Regions from separate parts of the Homo sapiens genome. Here region 1 is linked to region 2. The links are chromatin loops, found by intact Hi-C in ENCODE. Cell type or tissue: Caco-2. All regions are shown on one strand. Each heading gives the region's core, and the rest is flanking DNA. Links, peaks and the distances in the headings are about the cores only.

Region 1 (8,000 bases), core at 1-8,000, 460 kb after region 2:
GCATCAATGCCCGAGTTTAAATACTGGTTTGGCCTCTTGGCAACTGTGTCACTTTGAGCCAGGTTCTTAACCATAAATGTGAGGAGGATCCTTAAATCCCTTCCTGGACCGCTACAGAGGTTTCTGAAATTTAGAGGTTGTGGGAAACAGATGGAATATGCATCTCTGAGGCAAACCTTGCTCTTTAGAGATGTGATCTTGCATCATTAACATATGGAGTGGCTGGGTGCTGTGGCTCACATCTGTAATCCTAGCACTTTGGGAGGCTGAGGCAGGTGGATCACTTGAGGTCAGGAGTTCGAGACCAGCCTGGCCGGCCAACATGGTTAAACATCATTTCTACTGAAAATACAATAACTAGTTGGGTGTGGTGGCATGCACCTGTAATCCCAGCTACTGGAGAGGCTAAGGTAGGAGAATCACTTGAACCCAGGAGGCAGAGGTTGCAGTGAGCTGAGATCGTACCATTGCACTCCAGCCTGGGTGACAGAGTGAGACTCCATCTCAAAAAACAAATATTCAGAAAAAAAATCTTTTGCTGAAAAATGACTTTTCTGTTAGTGAAGTTCACCAGGCAATATAGTTTGTATTTTTATCCCTCTGAATCTCAGGTTGAAATGTGATCTCCAATTCTAGAGGTGGGCCTAGTGGGAGGTGTTTTGGTCTTAGGCATGGTACTGTCCTTGCAATAAGAAGTATGTTCTGGCTGTATTAGTTCAGGTGATAATTGGTTGTTTAAAAAGAGGCTGGCACCTCCTCCTCTCTCTCTTGCTCCCTCTCTTACTATGTGGCACACAGGGTCCCCGGCCTCTGCTATGAGTAAAATCTTCTTGAGGCCTAACCAGAGGCCAGGCAGTTGACAGCACCATGCTTCTTGTAGAGTCTGCAGAATCATGAGACAAATAAACCTCTTTTCTTTATAAATTACCCAGCCCCGGGTATCTCTTTATAGCAATGCAAAAGAGACCAATACACCAAATTACTGTGTTACCTGAGAATAAAACAACATTTCAGAGGTTCTTCTTAGGCAAATATATGACAGCACCAATCAACTATTTTTTCACAGAGGTAGAGATTGTTATGGCAGAGTTTGCAGACTTTGATCTCGATAGGGTAACGGGCAGAGTGGAGCGGACCTAGTAGAAGAATTCTAATATTCCAGTGTCAACTTATTCACTTTCCATACTGCAAATAGATGCTTAGTCTCAGAGTCAGAAACAAAATATGGTAGAGACTATGGCCAATTGGAAAGAATGTGTCTGGAATAAAGAGGTCAGCAGATACTCATTTCCAGCTCTGTTACCAGTGTGCACAGTTTTTAAAAAAGAATCTAGAAATCAGGACTTCTATGGAAACTCTCTTAGTATTTAAGTACTGGATCAGAATTTTTAAGCAATGTGATATGTGGGCTAAATAAAACACATTTAAAATTCAGATGAACCCCGTGGCCTCCAGTGTGAAGCCTTTGGTTTCCACTAATTCAATAGGGCCTCTGTGGGATCACGTAACTGGGGGAGGATGAGTGAGCAGGAGAGAACTAGGAAGGTGATCCCAGGGCAATGTGATGCAGACACAGAAACCCTGCCTCACCGACCAGATGAGCTGGCACAGAGCATGAAGGGAGGAGGAGGAAACAAGATGTGAACTGACAGACCACTCAATCAATTTTCCTTGTAATTAATGGCAAGTTTCTGAAGAGAAAACATTTCTGCCTTTCATAAACATTCTGAACTTATCTAGCACAATTTAAGTAAGTCAGATTAAAAATCAATTACTTCCATTCCTTTGATCTGTGGAATAAAACTTTGTTAGAAACGAAAGCAATTTTCTCATATCTTTTTTTTAATGTTCTCAACAATGCCTCTTCTGTTTAGTCTAGGGGAGGAGTAAAGTCTGTTGGCTAAAAATAACTGAAGAGTCATGTAACATCTAAGGGATTGGGGGTTTAACCAGCAACCCTTCTCTGCCAGATTTCCTCAATAATTAATAAAGATCCTGATCTTGCAAGTTTTTGATATGAGGATGAAATTCATAATATTTCTCTGAAAGTCAGTGTTCAAGGAATTGAAATCACCATAATATAATTTCCACATGTGATAGTTAGTGCCAAAAGTTTTGCAGTCTATGGTGAGATAGAGAGATACAGAACATATGATATATACTGGGCAATGAGATCACGCTCTTGTTTCCTAGCCCTGGGAACTTGGAGCAGAAGAAAGGAAAGGGAGACATTAGGAGGGAAGCCCTGAGCCTCACAAGAGCAGAGAAGTAAGAAACTGTGGATGAAAAGGGAGAACATGCTGAGAGGTATGAGGGAGACACCAAGAATAAGCAGCAGAGGTGAGTTTCTCACCTAGGACATCTCCAGGTTTCCAGAGTGGGGTGGAATGTCGGTGACCCACAAAACAGATTAGATGTGGGGTATCTCAGTATTGTGCTCTCTATCCACCCATAGCATAGGCTCTCTGGCACAGGATCAAGAGGCACTGAGACTGGAGGAATATTCTTTTTTTTAATTTTTGTTTATTTATTTATTTATTTTTGAGACAGGGTCTCACTTTCGCCCAGGCTGGGGTGCACTGGCCCAATCTTGGCTCACTACAGCCTCCACCTCCTGGGTTCAAGTGATTCTAGTGCCTCAGCCTCCTGAGTAGCTGGGACTACAGACACACACCACTGCGCCTGGCTAAGTTTTTGTATTTTTAATACAGACAGGGTTTCACCGTGTTGGCCAGGCTGGTCTCGAATTCCTGACCGCAAGTGATCTGCCCGCCTCAGCCTCCCAAAGTGCTGGGATTACCGGCATGGAGGGACATTCACCAGCAGTCAGCACCCACTTGTGGCACAACAAATCGAAATTTAACTTACAATTTGTAGAATTGATTTCACTTTATCTAGTTGCAAAGTCATTTAAAATTGTCCACCTCAACTTTTCTGTTCTTCACTCCAATTCTGAAGGTGGCTAAACCAGATTACTGAGAGACAGGGATTCGATCTCTGAATAATCGTAAATTCAAGTCCACTCAGCAAGTGCTTTTGAGCACCAGCTACATGCAGAGCTCTGAGGCAGAGGGAGAACAAAACCTAAGAAATATCTCCCGCCTTAATGATGTTCACATCCCAAAGGTAGAACCAAGGTTTTGAGAAAGTTGCAAATACAAATGCCCTACAGAAAAAGAAATATATTAACTCTCACTCCTTCACATTAAATTGAAAATAACCGATTAGGAGCACATGTGTAAGGACACCTCTGGGTATTCTTACAGAAGATGAGTGAGCTTCCACAATGCAGAGAATGTTAGTTTTAAGCAAAATCCTCCGAATACATGAAGAGAAGTTTAAGATGCCTTTTTAAAAAATCTTACTTTCTGTGCTCTACAATTTTTGCCCAAGGACTGCCTGCCCTGTTTACCTTCCACTGTGGTGACAAATAGATGGTACTTCCCTGGGTACCAGGGTATTCTATACTGCATATGATTGAGTACAGATACAACTAAGAGAAAGCATTTCTGCTAACTCATTGTTTTCTTCCTATTTTTCAGGTATAATTTCAGAGAACCTGTAAGAAACCTCTTCAAGCTATTGCAAGAAACACTCACTTCTAAAAATAAAGAGAAATCTGTTTTCCCTACTTGTATTTCAAGTTATCTAAAAGTAAAACCAATTACACAGTGATTATCTATTGCTCTTTAAATCTGCTTTATACGAAACCTAATAGGGTACAGGGTTTTTAGAATTTCGCTTTTCCTTTTAGATATTTTACTCTCTATCCTTGAGCCATCATTTTAAGTCTATGAAATTTTATTTTTTCAACTCTCACAGGCAAAATGGCTGCATCTCCACTGAGTTATATTGATCTAGTAGGCATCTGAGGCCTAAAATGATGTAACTAGCAAAGGGTAAGTCTCCTGGAAGTTGATGTTTTGGTTCACACAAATTTCTACCACGGGGAGATGCTTGACTTATCCTAAATTACTTTTTCTTCTCCAAAGTTGGGGAAGCAATCTTTAGCAATCAAAATTTCTCAAGAAATATTCCAGCAAGCCAGGGCAGTGCTGGAGTGCCTTTATTATTTCTGTTTGATGTACTTCAGAAAGAATGAAAGCACAGGAAACATTCCAAACTCAAATACCATTAGGATTTGTGAACTCCAGCAATAATCTAAAGTGGAGAAAAATGTCTCATTTTATGAAGTGCACCTTGTCTCACTTCCTGAAAATCTTACAGCATCTTCAGGTGAAGCTTAAACCATCCATTAAGAGTGTAAGTCAAGTGTGTAATTCTTGGTAAACAATTTTTCTTGGCAAACCCAAGTGAAAGTTAATGGTGCTTGAAGATACTTTTGAATTTCTCCAAAGGGAGGTTATATGAAGGCTGAATAGTTTGGTTTAGAGATATTAAGCGGAAATTCACAAAACAAAATAAGAACAGAGAGCTGATCACTTAGGTCTAACCTGATAGGAGGACCTGGTATCTTGGTCTCTTGAGATTATCCAGACAGCACTAATTTTAGGAATTTGGCCCTGTTTGCTTTAGATCCTTTCTTCTGAGTCACTGGAATGCCCTATGGTGTAGGCAAACGATGTCTTTCCTTCCCTTTTCAGGCATTTTAGGTTTCAGGCATTACCGTAAAGAAATCTGCCAGCTTTTCTTAAAGTTAGATAGAAAAAAATAGCATTTTCCTGATTAAAATCTGTTCTGTAGTTTCCTCCTTCAGTAAGTAAATTAATGAAGACAAGTAGCCCCTGAATAAGTGGACATGATTAGCATTAAGTCAACCAGAAAGCTCTACATGGCACTTAACACCAAAAGTCAATGTTCCCCAAGCCACAGACAAACTTCTTGAGCGTCTTCACAGAAAAAAACAGCCAAAGTTCCTAACACGCCTTGAGGAGGACAGTGCACTCCCAGCTAAGAACCACTGATCTTACCCAAATCCCTTATTTTACAGATGAAAAAATAATGACCAAAGAATTGAACTCTCTGTCACTTAAAGAATGAGTTAAGATCAGAAACCAAACCTCCTGACTTCAAATTCACGCACTCTACTAAGATGAGCAGGTTCTTCCTATTGCTATAAGATACACATATTTTTATCATAAAGAATAAAGATAATCAGACTCTCTGAAATTTGTTTGAAAATCATCTTGAATTATTTTCTAGCTCTTCCTGATATGGACCCTTACTAACAGTCACTAGAATGTGTCTTCCCTATAGGCCTTGGGAATGACTGTGAACACACATTTCTATATCAAGACTCACAAATGCCCAGCCTGGGCAACATAGCAAGACCTGATCTCTACTAAGATTCAAAAAAAAAAAAAATTAGCTGAGCAAGGTGGCACGCACCTGTAGTCTCAGCTACTAGGGGAACTGAGGCAGGAGAATTGCTTGAGCCCAGGAAGTTGAGGCTGCAGTGAGCCACGATCATGCCACTGCACTCCAGCCTGAAAGACAGTGAGACCATGTCTCAGAAAAAACAAACAAACAAACAAAAAAGAATCACACATGCAATATTTAATGAGTTTTGCTTCATCCATCTTAAATTCTCATGTTTCTGTAGAATGATTAATTTGATAAGTAAATGAAATAATATATTAAAAATAAATTAGTAAATTATAAAAACACAAATATTATTCATTTGTATTTGTATTTGTTAGTACTGTACAGTTTTACGATTTAGTATTACCATCATTATCTTCTCTGTGACCTGAGGCCTTTATGGAGTTCAGCATTGAAGACGGCATTCTTCTAACTCTTCTCACTTATTTTCCTTCCAGGAATCTTCTGGATATAATTATCAAATTGGTATTTAAATGAAGAATCGCTCATAGCTTTATAATTATAGCCTGGCTTTTTTACCAAGGATAGATTAAAATATGAGACTTGGTTACATTTCCTTTTATGTTTTGGTTGTTTCATAGGCTTTCTAAGTATATTACTATTCCTTTTCTTATTTGTCAAGATATTTTTATAGTCCACTTTTTAGACATGTGAACTTGGGCAAATTTAGAAGCTTCTCTGAAAATTAGTTTCCTCATCTGTGAAATGGAAATAAAAATACCTACCTAACAAAGTTTCTTTTTGGGTTTTTTGTTTTGTTTTGTTTTGTTGTTTTGGAGACAGAGTCTTGCTCGTATACCCCAAGTTGGAGTTCAGTGGCACGATCTCGGCTCACTGCAACTTCTGCCTCCCGGGTTCAAGTGATTCCCATGCCTCAGCCTCCCGAGTAGTTGGGATTACAAGTACCTGCCACCATGCCCAGATAATTTTTGTACTTTCAGTAGCGACGGGGTTTCATCATGTTGGCCAGGCTGGTCTCGAACTCCTGACCTCAGGTGATCCACCCTGCCTCAGCCTCCCAAAGTGCTGAGATCACAGACGTGAGCCACCGCCCCTGACTCAAAGTTTTTTCAGAATTAAACTATAGTATTTTTCCCCAATCCTCCTTTTTCTATTTTTAGAATTCAAATAAATAATTGGAAAAAAATGGGGGCAAAAAAATGGACAATATGTTAATATTATGCTTATATTTGGATAAATACGACTTAGATTCAGAGACTAAATCTATCAGTAAACCAAAACTCTATTGACTAATTTAATTTCTTTACATACTACTGACAAGAATTGGAGTCCTTTGATCTAGAGTACAAACAGCAGAAGTAATAACTACTCATCTACTCATCTGTTTCAAGAAACTAAGAGGATAAAGAGCATGGAAACCCAAAGCTCATAAAAAGGATAAACCTAGGTTTAAACAAGGGCGACAGCTTATTCTATATTGATAAGTTAAACAATAACTTACATTCAAGGATCACTTTACAGTTTACAGAACACCTTGGCTTACATTATTTTATGAAAACTGAAAGTCAGTAGAACCAACAATATGTGAATATATGGGTATGAGTAATAGAATTCGATGATTATATAAAGCTAAGAATTTGACTAACAGACTCAGACCACAAAGCACAATGAGAATAAACAGGTGGCAGTGGAGGAAGGGCAGGTTAAAGTTCAAGCTTAGTCATATTTTTTAATTATTAATACTAAGTTTCCATTGAATGGACTGAGTATTTTTGTTACTGTGTAAAGCAGAAGTTGTCAGAGTTGTGATAGAGCCAAGGTTGCATTTTCTGGGAATCTGGATTATGTGACCTATATTCCCCCCAACTCTTAGATTCTATGAATTGATGGTGAAAAGTGACCAAAGAGTTTAAAGAGGCACAAAAGAGAAACAATGTTTGACCAAGATAACTTATTAAGCAGAGTATATGACTCTTGGAAAATAAAATCAACATGGCCACATTCTTGGAAGATGAAATCTTCAAGAATTTCAGCGGATGGTATCCAAGTTCAGATAGAGTGAATTTGTACAAGAATTGTACACAATTCTAACCACCTTACAACACATCAACACATCAAGAATTCAATTTTTAAGAATTGCTTAAGAAAATAAGAATTAATAATCATCCCTATTGGTCCAGTAACTTAATTCCAGCAGCAGCTATGTACCTGTCTAGTTACAGGTTTTTCTTCAAAAACTAAACCACATTTAACCATTTTTCCCCACACTGGGCATCATTTTTCTTCTCTTCTAAGAAGTAGTCTAAGAAATTATACTCTTTGTGCAGAAAGCGTGTTCTGAAAACACACAAAATAGGGACTTGGGAGGGGCACTTTGTTAACAGATTGTGTGCTTCGGTGTGTGTATGTGAAAATGAGAGGCAAAAATACAGAAAACTGACAGCAATTGAGTCAATGTTCTTCACAGAAAATTTCAAAGATCTTTCCACTGACACAAAACAAGAAAATAACAAGACTACGAACACCCCAGGAATTTCAAAAATGCTTCACAGGTCCCTAATAATTACACAAACAAAATTCTTTATTTCTGAGATATGATTAAACCTCCACAACTAATATTTCGTTCAGCTCTCAGTTCTCTCTCCACTGACCAAAACTTTTTAATGAGATAACGTAAATTTATGTTAAGAAAGTGT
Region 2 (10,314 bases), core at 2,315-10,314:
ATATATACATGCATATATACACACATATACACATACATATATACACATATACACATACATATATGTATATATACACATATACACACATGTATATATACACATGCGTATACATGTATATATACACATGCGTATATATGTATATATACACGTGTATATATGTATATATACATGTTTATATGTGTGTACACATATACATATATGTGTATATATGTACATATACACATATACATATATGTGTATATATGTACATATACACATATACATATATGTGTATATATGTACATATACACATATACATATATGTGTATATATGTACATATACACATATACGTATATGTGTATATATGTACATATACACATATACACATATACATATATACATATACATATATACACATATATGATGCAAAAATTTTATTTACTACCTATGCAAGCTGAATAGATGGAGAAATATTCAATTTTCTCATACAGAAAACCCCCATATCATAAAACTGTTTATTCTCCACAGATTGATTCTATTGGTTCAGGGAAATTTCAATCAAAATCCCAACAGATTTTATTTTTGCATCTTGAAAAACAGATTCTAAAATTTATTTGGCATAGCAAAAGCTGAAAAACAGGAGTTTCCTAAAGAAGAAAAATAATGTGGGAATATCCCCTTGCATATTCCAAGACTCATTATAAAGCCACAGTATTAGCTAGAGACATGCTATTCAATTAATGCTGAACATCAAGGTGACATTGATGCTGACACTCCTGGGGACCACACTGGAACTTCTGATCCTGAGCACACAAAACAGAATGGGACTGCTGGGTCAGAGAGAGGGAGTATATTCAATCTTATAAGATAATCTCAAACAATTTTCCAAGTGGTTAGACCCATGTCTTTTCCATTTGCACAGACTGTGAACTCCCACTCCATGCATCTAAGATTGATTTGTCTACCGTATTTTTTGCTAACAGGGTACATCTGTAATAGTATTTTATAGTAAATATTGCAAGAGACATGCTATTCAATTGTCCCTAATAGGCCAGGAGCAGCCCATGAATATACAGAAATTATATATAACACATAGCATTGCAACTACTTAGGGAAGAGTAGACTAGAAAATAAATGGGGCCAGAATATTTGTTTATCTCTATGGGAAAAAAACAAAATTGGATTCCTGCCGCGTACCATATACTAAAATAAATTCCAGGTGGATTAAAGACTGGAATATTAGGGGCAAAACTTTAAAATATCTGAAGAAGATATTTGGGTGAATTTTTATGACTGAAGTAGGAAATAATTTTCTTAACTAGGACTCCAACAGGAATGAAACAGAAAGAAACGGCATAAAGGAAAATACTGATAAATTGTATTGTATTAAAAACAACACCTTTTCATTAAGACATCACGGAAGTGGAACATATGCAACAAAACTGGGAGAAGACATCTGTAGCACACATCACTGATTAATTATATTAATTCCCAGAATATATAAAGAATTTGTATTGATTGGGAAATAGTGGAAATGCTGACAATATTAAGTGCTGATGAAAAGCAAGAGTACCGGACAATCTAAATATTTGTTCTAAGTAGACATCCCAAGGAAATATTTCTATGTGTACTAGAAGGAATGTGTAAAAACATGCAAAACATCAAAAATATGTTGAACATGAGCACAGAAATACTGCTGTGGACTAAACTCTCTCCCCACAGTTCACATTTTGAAGCCCTAACTCTGACTACCTCAGAATGTGACTATGTTTGGAGGTAAGGATTTCCAAAGGAAATTCATTTAAAATGGATTCATTGGGGAATGCCCTAGCCAATCTGACCAGTGTCCGTTTAAGAAGAGAGGATGAGGACACGGGGAGACACCAGAGTTGTTCACACATGGAGAAAGGCCATGTGAAGACACTGAGAAGGCATCCGCCTGCCAGCGAAGATAGGGCTCAGGAGAAACCCAATCTGTCAACATTTTGATCTTGGACTTCCAGACTCCAAAAAATATGGGAAAATAAATTTCTGTCGTTTAAGCCAACCAGTCTGTAGCATTTTATTTTGGTGGCCCTAGCAAATGAATACACTTACCCTGTTCGTAGAGTCAAAAGAAAAAGAACAGAAGAAAAAAGAAAAGAAAAAGATGACAGGTTGATGGGTGCAGCAAACCACCATGGCACCTGTATACCTAGGTAAAAAACCTGCACATTCTGCACATGTACCCCAGAACTTAAAGTATAATAAAAAGTAAAGAAAAAAATCCAAGTATTCACCTATAGTAAAATGGGCATTAAAATGTGGTCTATTAAAGTGAGGCAATATTATACTGGGGTGAATCTGAGTGACCTACAGTTCCTCATACTCATTGGGTAAATCTCTTTGAAATGTAACGCTGAGAAAACAAGGATTTAGAAGTATATTTTGACCAAGATGGCCTATTTCCTTTCAGTTTGACTAAACTTCAGAAAGGTTTCTTCCCGACCTAAGCCCCTGATCTCCCTTTTCTTAGTGAGTTTATTTTAGAAAACTTGAAATTGTAAATTCTTTCTCTGCCCCTTTAAGATGTGAATCTCCCAGCCTCTTGCCAGTTTTACAACATAGCAATGTGTTTCACATGGATTTGGGAGTTATTCTATGAAATGTAATCATCAAAAAAGATAGGGCCGTTATCTCTCAGTCTCTGGGGGAGGAGGGGTGGGAGCCTAACTTCTACTCTCCCTTAATTCATGCCAATTAGCAAAAATAGATGGCCTAACTGTATTTAGTGACCTCCAGGCTTATGTCCTTCAGAACCTTTGCACCAACTTGACCCAGTGTTGAAAATCTCTCCTGCCTTTTGTTTCAACATAGTTCACTCTATATTCCATATTGCGGTATTTGTGAACCTATTGTGGTCATCTTGAAAAAAGTCATCTTTGCCTGGTTACCTTGTCTGGTGCAATTTTACTTTGATAATGTAAAGCTTAATATCATTTCCTAAAGATTTCAATCAATAGAAATATATAGTTTAGAGGTTTATATACATATGGTAAAACCATTTTTAAAAACTGCAAAATTAAAGGCCTGTATTTGGAAGCTGATTTTCTTTGGGTCAGGTAGTATACACAGAATTAGTGATGTTCTAGTTCTTAAATTAGTTCAGAAGTTGCTTCGCAGTTGTATAGATATCTCTCTCTTTCATATATATAGATGTATAACAATGTATGTAAATATATTTAAATATATGAGTACTACCTAGTAAATAGAAACCAAAGAAATTGGTACTGACTCTGAGAAATAATTTCAAAAATGAGAGAAAGGAGCAAAACAGAAAAATAAAGCCAAACAAAAACAAATAAGTAACCCCAATAAGTGGGTGGGAATTGGCTATCTACATGGTCAGGTTTTTTAACCATAAACCACATTTGGGATGCACTTATGCTTCAAATAGGATTTTAGTCCTCTATAGACCAAATTGTAGCCTAATTATAGCAAATCAAATCAGGATTGCAGCATGAATCCATCATCATCATCATCATAACCATTCTCACTAATATGTACTTCAATTCAATATTAATCTTCTTTTACCAACAACCCTCTGAATATCATTTAAATTTTTGCTAAAAATAATTTGAAGCAGGAATATAGATAAAGCCAGAGGAACCGTCAGCAGTAACACAGTGATAGGTGGACTTTCTTTAATGTAACTCAGTGCAGGGGAATCTTAGTCCCTGTGTTTTTCTATCCCAACTCTCCCAAATCCAGGAGAATAAATGTGATTCACTAAGCACAGAAAAATACCAAGTTATGGCAGGTGGTGCTTGGGAACAGTGGCCATTCCATTTTGAGTTAGCTACAGAAGTTTGAAACAGAGCCAATCTGAGTTTGACTGACAGATGAAATGGTGGTCTCATGTAATCTTCACTGTTACAGAGGTAAATGCTTTTCTAATCATAAAAGCTGCATGGCCCTTTGACAAATATCCTATGAGCCCCTTTCCCTCCTGGTGTTATAATTTTCATTTTTTCATTAGCTTAGGTGTTCTGAATTTCCAGAAAAAGGAAGATTAGAATCAAGATCATGTGTAGAATAGTATGATATAGAAATTTGTGCTGTAGTAGAGTTTATTTTAATGTACTTTATGTCCTTACTTCCTTTGATGAATGCAAGCCTCTAGGCAGACAAGCACGACTTGAATGTTAGATTCCAATACTCTGTCTCCCAGGGACCTTGGAGGGTAGATAACATTACAGAATGGGCATCAATCAAAAGTATATAAGATTTTGTAGTGAAGAAGTTTATCTAATAGAGAATCAGTGGAGTGAGGCAAAAATTGCTGTAAAGTAGCAAGGAACTAATTTACTCAAGTTATTCTTTCCTATTACTTTAAACTTAAATACGTAATAAAAGTTTGAACATTTACCATATATAAAGCATTGCACTTAAGGAGATACGTTCTGGGAATTAAGTTTAGTAAAAACAATAGGTCAAAACCTATTGATCGAGGCTAAACCTGTTACAAATTTTTAAAAAATACTCTATTTAATTAACTTTGCTACTGGAAGTTGGAAGTTTTGTGCAACAACCGTAGATAACAAAAATTGTTTTAGCTGGAATTTGACAATAGAGGCAAATATTTGCATAAACAAAATTGCTCCCGGAATTAAACTTGTAAAAGCAAATAAGAGGCATATTTTCTTATTGCAACAATGCTCAAAGTTTGTAGAAATAATCTTTAATTTTATGTGCAGAGGAAATTGACTTTGCCTTTATGGTGTGCTATCTATATTCATGCAACCAATCATTTCTTAGCACTCTTTATGTGTCAGGCACAATTTCTGGTGCTGAGGATTTAAAAATTAAAGTCTGTGCCACCAAGTTACTCATTAGACTAATTGGAATGATCGAAAAGTGAACAGCTACCATTTTCTAGTCCAGAAAGATCAAATTATACAAAATTCAATCACTGACAGGCTCAGCTTAAGGAACAAATCACAGAGGAGGTGTGTCCCAGCTGTTTCAGAAATAATTAGGGATTGATCAGGTGGGTGGCAGAACAGGAACTCATAGTTGGGTCAGGTGTGACCGTGAAAGGGTAGAGCATTCTAGGCAGAAAGAGCTAGCAGGTCATTCATTCAGGAAGGAAAAATTCAGTCCTAAAAATACACTGAGATCCAGAAAATAAAAATAGCAGTTAATCCATTTGGTGCCTGGGTGAATTTGATCCTAAACTTGCACTGACCTCAAAACAGTCAGAAACTCAGCCGCTTTTTGTCTGTGTCAGTGCCAGTTCATTCATTCACTGGCTTCTAATTCTAAGTAATTTATTCTTGGTGTCTCTATATGTTCTACACATTCCGTACATTTTCATTCTTAGCAGTCATAGATCTAAAGATCTAAGAAGTATGTAGGGCAGTTTTTAAATTCCCCAAAACTTTTAGAACTTTCAAGATATATATTTCAAGATAATATATTGAACTTTCCAGCATCCTAGAGATACTCATGTCTCAAAATTACCCCCTCGTAGCCCAAGGTTATCCATCAGAACTCCTTAGATTTCACCACAGCTTATTATAGTGAAAAGACACCCACATGTCCCTGAGTGCACATTCAATTTATGAGCATCAAAGGACAGATGAGCATCAAAGACAGATTTAGATACATTAAAATGTAGTTTTTATGTTTATAATGATATGCAGCCACATAAAAATAATATAGTAAACACCTTGGACTACAAAACAGCTGTGGGGAAGTTTTTGACAAGAAAATATCCCAGTTTGAGAACATTAGATTAGACATGAACATAAATTAAATATATTATTAATTCATTTGGAAGGGTTGAACATTTAAGAAGGCTGTTTCTACCAGCAGAAACAAAGATGGAGAACTGCCAAATAGTTGTGAGTTGCTCAGAATTCTGCTTGGCTTCCAGAAATTGAATTGGAAGCGGATGTCTGCCCACAAAGTGAAAATGATCTTATTAGTAAACACATCTTTAAATGAGACACACACTGACAAAAATGATTCTTTAGTGGACTCCCAGTCAAAGGAAAAGAAATATTAGATAAGCTAGAAAATATGTCATAGTGCTCTAATTCTAGAATTTGAGAGTGACAATTTAGAGGCAATTTTCAGGGATGCTTGAAAAAAAATTTGTAATTTATCTGTGATTCGTTTTTTGTGACCAGTTTGATGAACAACAAGAAATGGCTGATGACATTTACTAAATATCTGAAAAAGAATGCCCAGATTCCATGCTTTTTAGTTCTGTTTCAGACCCTAGTATATTTACTTTTGGTTGGTCAGAAGCACCAAAACAGACTTTACAACAGGAATTTAAGAAATTAAAAAGTATCTGTTCTGAAAAGAGAAAAAATACTATTACTGATAAGAAAATAATCAATTTTACTTTATCAGTATTTATTATTGGTTCTCTGTATAGCTGTTGTTTTAAATTTCCTATATTAGAACAGATTAGTTTTTGCTTTCTCTGCATTTTGAATCAAAATTTTAGTGGCAGTTTCATATATAAGTGTTTAGTTAGGTATTTGGAGCTGTTTCAAGGAGGATGACTTATATTTCTTGACTTCCAAAACATGAATGAAGAAATATATTATATGGCATTATGTCACAGTTTCTTATGTCATACTTTTGACATGGTCCTCAATAGATATTTCTTGATGTCATTGAACTAGAGAGGGGTGTGGTAAGTTTAGTAGTTACCACCAGGGGGCAGCAGAGGCTGTAGGATCTCAACACATGGAAGTGGCTCTACTGGCTAAGGTGGGTACAGCCTTGCACTGTCCCTCCAGTTCTGCTGGGTTGTGGTTCATCTGAGGGTGATCATCAGAATGGAACAGGAAGTTTTTTTAAAAAAATTCTGGGACCATATAAGTATCAAATCATAATCTTTGAAGAAGTGGCCAGAACATGTCTAGTTTCCAAAACTATTGGTTATCTTCATGCATGAGAACAGGTAATAAGAGAAGGATAGGAAAGAGTTTCTCTGCAGTTGGTAGAAAAAACGATTAATCTCAAAGAAGAATGCCTACTTTTCCATGGGTTGACCCTAGGGAACTGTGGAATTGCTGCTGAAGTGCCAGAGTTTGGTCTAGGTCCTGCTGCTTGCAGCACAGAAAGCCAATCATTGAGATGATAAGTATTGCCAGGGAAGAAGGCTTTAATTAGGTACTGCAGCCGAGAAGATGAGAGATCAATCTTAAACCCATCTCTCTGACCAAGTACAATAGGGGAAGGAATGTAGCTAAGTGTAGGAGGGCTAAGCAAGAGAAGCTGGTCAACAGGAGGCAGGTGGTTCGTTAGACAATCATGATGGGTGAGGGGTCTGGGATCTCATTGTCCAGATGTAGTGACCTGGTAAGTATCAGCTCCTTCATACTTCTCCTTCTGGGAGGTCTGATGGCCAGTTTCCTGAGGAAGGAACTCAGATAAGACCAATGCAAGTTTCACACTTTAAGACCAGGAGAGTTAATATCTATGTGTATTCAAACACAGCAAATATCAGTTCTATGGGACAATTGTGCCAGTTTGAGTGTAATGGACTATAGATGGGATTTTCAGGGGCTTATTTGGGGATATTGGGTTTCATATTCTGTAGTTACATGGCAGAAAGAAAAGTAAAACAGACTTATTTTAACTGATAAGGAATAACTACTGACTCGTCTCAGCTGTAAGTTGACCCACAAAGAGTTCTGCTTACGCTCTTTTGTTCTGGCTCTAACTGCAGCTGCTCTCATGCCTCTAACTTACATCAGTGATTTCAGTGTTCACTTACATATAGAAATGCTTCCCTCTTTGGTTCCCTCTTTGTTAAGTTTTTCATTTTTGCATTAAAAGCATTGATGGTAGTTAGAACACAAAGTCTTGATTCTGTCTCAGTTATACTACCTGCCCCCCGCCTCCTTTTCTGAGGTAGAGTCCCTTGTATATTACCATCCTCTTATTATGCTGGACTCAGGAGTATGTAACTGTTTCTTTTCGTCTTCCAAGATGAAGAGTAAGAAAATAGGACGGGGCAGTGGCTCACACCTGTAATCCCAGCACTTCAGGAGGAGGCCGAGGCAGGTGGATCAATTGAGGTCAGGAGTTTGAGACCAGCCTGGCTAACATGGTGAAAACCCGTCTCCACTGAAAATACAGAAAATTAGCTGGGTGTGGTGGCGCATGTCTGTAATCCCAGTTACTTGGGAGGCTGAGGCTGGAGAATTGCTTGAACCTGGGAGGGGGAGGTTGTAGTAAGCTGAAATCGCACCAACTGCTCTCCAGTCTGGGTGAAAGAGCGAGACTCTGTCTCAAAAAAAAAAAAAAAAAAAAAAGAAAAGGAAAAGAAAATATCTTTATATGCGTATCTTTGAGCAGATTGAATCTAGAGTGGTCAAAGAGTAGCTGGATAAAGCCTGGGACAGCAAAGGGGATGTAAGCGCAGAAATGTTTAATGTTCTATGGAATATTACTTACAAAATAGGGTTTGTTTTCTGGGCTCAGAAGCTTCATTTGATCCAAGATAGACTCCAAGAATAAAGGAGTTTTTGTGATATTCAGTTCCTCTAACTCTTTTTGGAGCACTGCAAGCTCCTTTCCCAGCTAAGTTAATGAATTTGAATTTTATTCTGAGCGTGTTGGAAAGACTTTGGAGGGTTTTATCCAGGAAAAACAGGTTCAATTTATGTTTAAAAGAAAGGAATATAACTGTTCAATGATGAACAGATGGTAAGGAATAAAAGTAAAAGCAAGAAGATCAATTAGGAAAAAAATCATGATTTTAGATGATGTCATTTAGACTGTGATAGTAGTAATGGAGATGGATAAAGTAGACAGATATAGTACATGCTTTCAAGTTTCTAGATAAACTAGGTCTATTTTTGTTTGGTAATGTGTGGGGGCAGGATTTTGGAAGATAATGGTTGGAAAGCCTATTCTTTTTCTTTCAGTGCCCTTGTATAAATCTGTGAGCTGCTGCTTGTGCTCAGACATTACTATGCAAATTGGGTAAAGGAAAAAATGAATTTGTTCTTCTACAAACTACATTCATTAATTTAAGGAGATTAAAGTGTTTTCTTATACTCAAATTTGTTTTCTGAAGAAATGACATATTATGAAGAAACACAAAACAGAACACATGTGTCCTCACCCTACGTTATGTGGAGATAGGAAAAGAGTTCAGCAGGCAGGATCAAGCGTGCTGTGAAGGATGATAGGCAGTTTTTTGCGGGAGGCACTGAGGAATGCTTAGAAGTTTGTTCAAACCAGATACAATATTGCATGTATGGTCCTAAGATCAGTCTATCCACACATCAAGAGTGAGGTATGGATGTGTTTTGTTGGAATTGGATCATCACCGAATACACATTTTTCAGTTTTCCCTTAGTGTCCTGGGTTTTATTTCATTTGTTGTTGTTGTTGTCGTCGTCTTATGGTCACATGTGTGAGTGATTTTAAAAAGAATGTACCATCATCAGCCTGTGAAAGGACTGACCTAAGGGTCTGGCTATCTGTGTGAGACTTGTCTCTTTTGCCAAATAGCTGGACAAGTCACTTACCTTCCCTGGATAAATGACTGTGATATAAGGAGTTTTATTCAGTGATTCCAAATGTCTTCCAGCCCTAATAATTTGTGACTCTGATTTTTGAGGTTCATGTGGAAGCAGTGTGAACTCTTGACACCTTCAATGGGCTGCCAGTTTTTGCCTTAAATGAAGGAGTCTCATCAGCTGCATTTCTATCAGCAGTCTCAGAGAAACACAAATATTTGAACTTTCAGGGCAAAGAGAAACATAATGGCAACAGGTTGTTGCTTCAATCCCACTGGAAATATCTGTATTTTCTTCTGGGTGCATTGCATTCTCATTTTGGTGTTCCTTGGGATTGTGGTCATCTTTTTTTAGCTATCTTCTTTGTTGAGAACTGTTTATTTTTTTTATGTGCCACCTGCCCATTATTTCTCTTTCTCTCCTAAAAAATAGATGAGTTAAACAGAAGTAAATTGTCAAATGCCCCTGAGTTCAGAGCTTTCATGTTCTCTGTGCTGTCTGGTATGGCATGGATCACAAAGACCTTTGGTTACCTTTCATTGTCCAGTTGTGTTTTTTAAGGATTTACTTGGTACATGGCATTGGACTAATAGTAATGTTCTTCAGATTTCTGTTTTCTTTGTAATCTAATAATCTAATTTAATGCTAAGGCAGATTAATATTATGTAATAAATATATACCACCATTATATATCCATAATTAAAGTAAATATTTTTTAAAAGATTATATAGATAATAGGTTAGCAAGAAGAATTTCTCCTAGATTAGAGGGGACAAACAGAGGCTAAGTTAGACATAG

What was found. Hi-C counts contacts between places; a loop is a spot of excess contacts. Peaks named below come from ENCODE experiments on the same cell type or tissue, not always from the same donor. Only the 100,000 strongest peaks of a DNase experiment are listed, where the experiment ranks them.
Region 1: it touches region 2 in a loop (7-fold over the local background); 19 of 110 quality-filtered maps call a loop at or near these places.

Annotation. Positions count from the first base shown.
Region 1 is chr13:76,008,699-76,016,698 of GRCh38, reverse strand. No RefSeq gene overlaps it. Among named protein-coding and RNA genes, the nearest start is that of LINC00561, 78 kb to the right of the region's middle. In Caco-2, for the core only: no CTCF peak of the experiment used is centred there; DNase peaks (open chromatin) are centred at 4,538 and 7,048.
Region 2 is chr13:76,470,117-76,480,430 of GRCh38, reverse strand. The region is part of intron 2 of LOC105370263 (a long non-coding RNA gene); the gene reads right to left. Among named protein-coding and RNA genes, the nearest start is that of KCTD12, 410 kb to the left of the region's middle. RefSeq lists a silencer at 6,626-6,785. In Caco-2, for the core only: a CTCF peak has its summit at 6,711 (motif pointing right); a DNase peak (open chromatin) is centred at 6,720.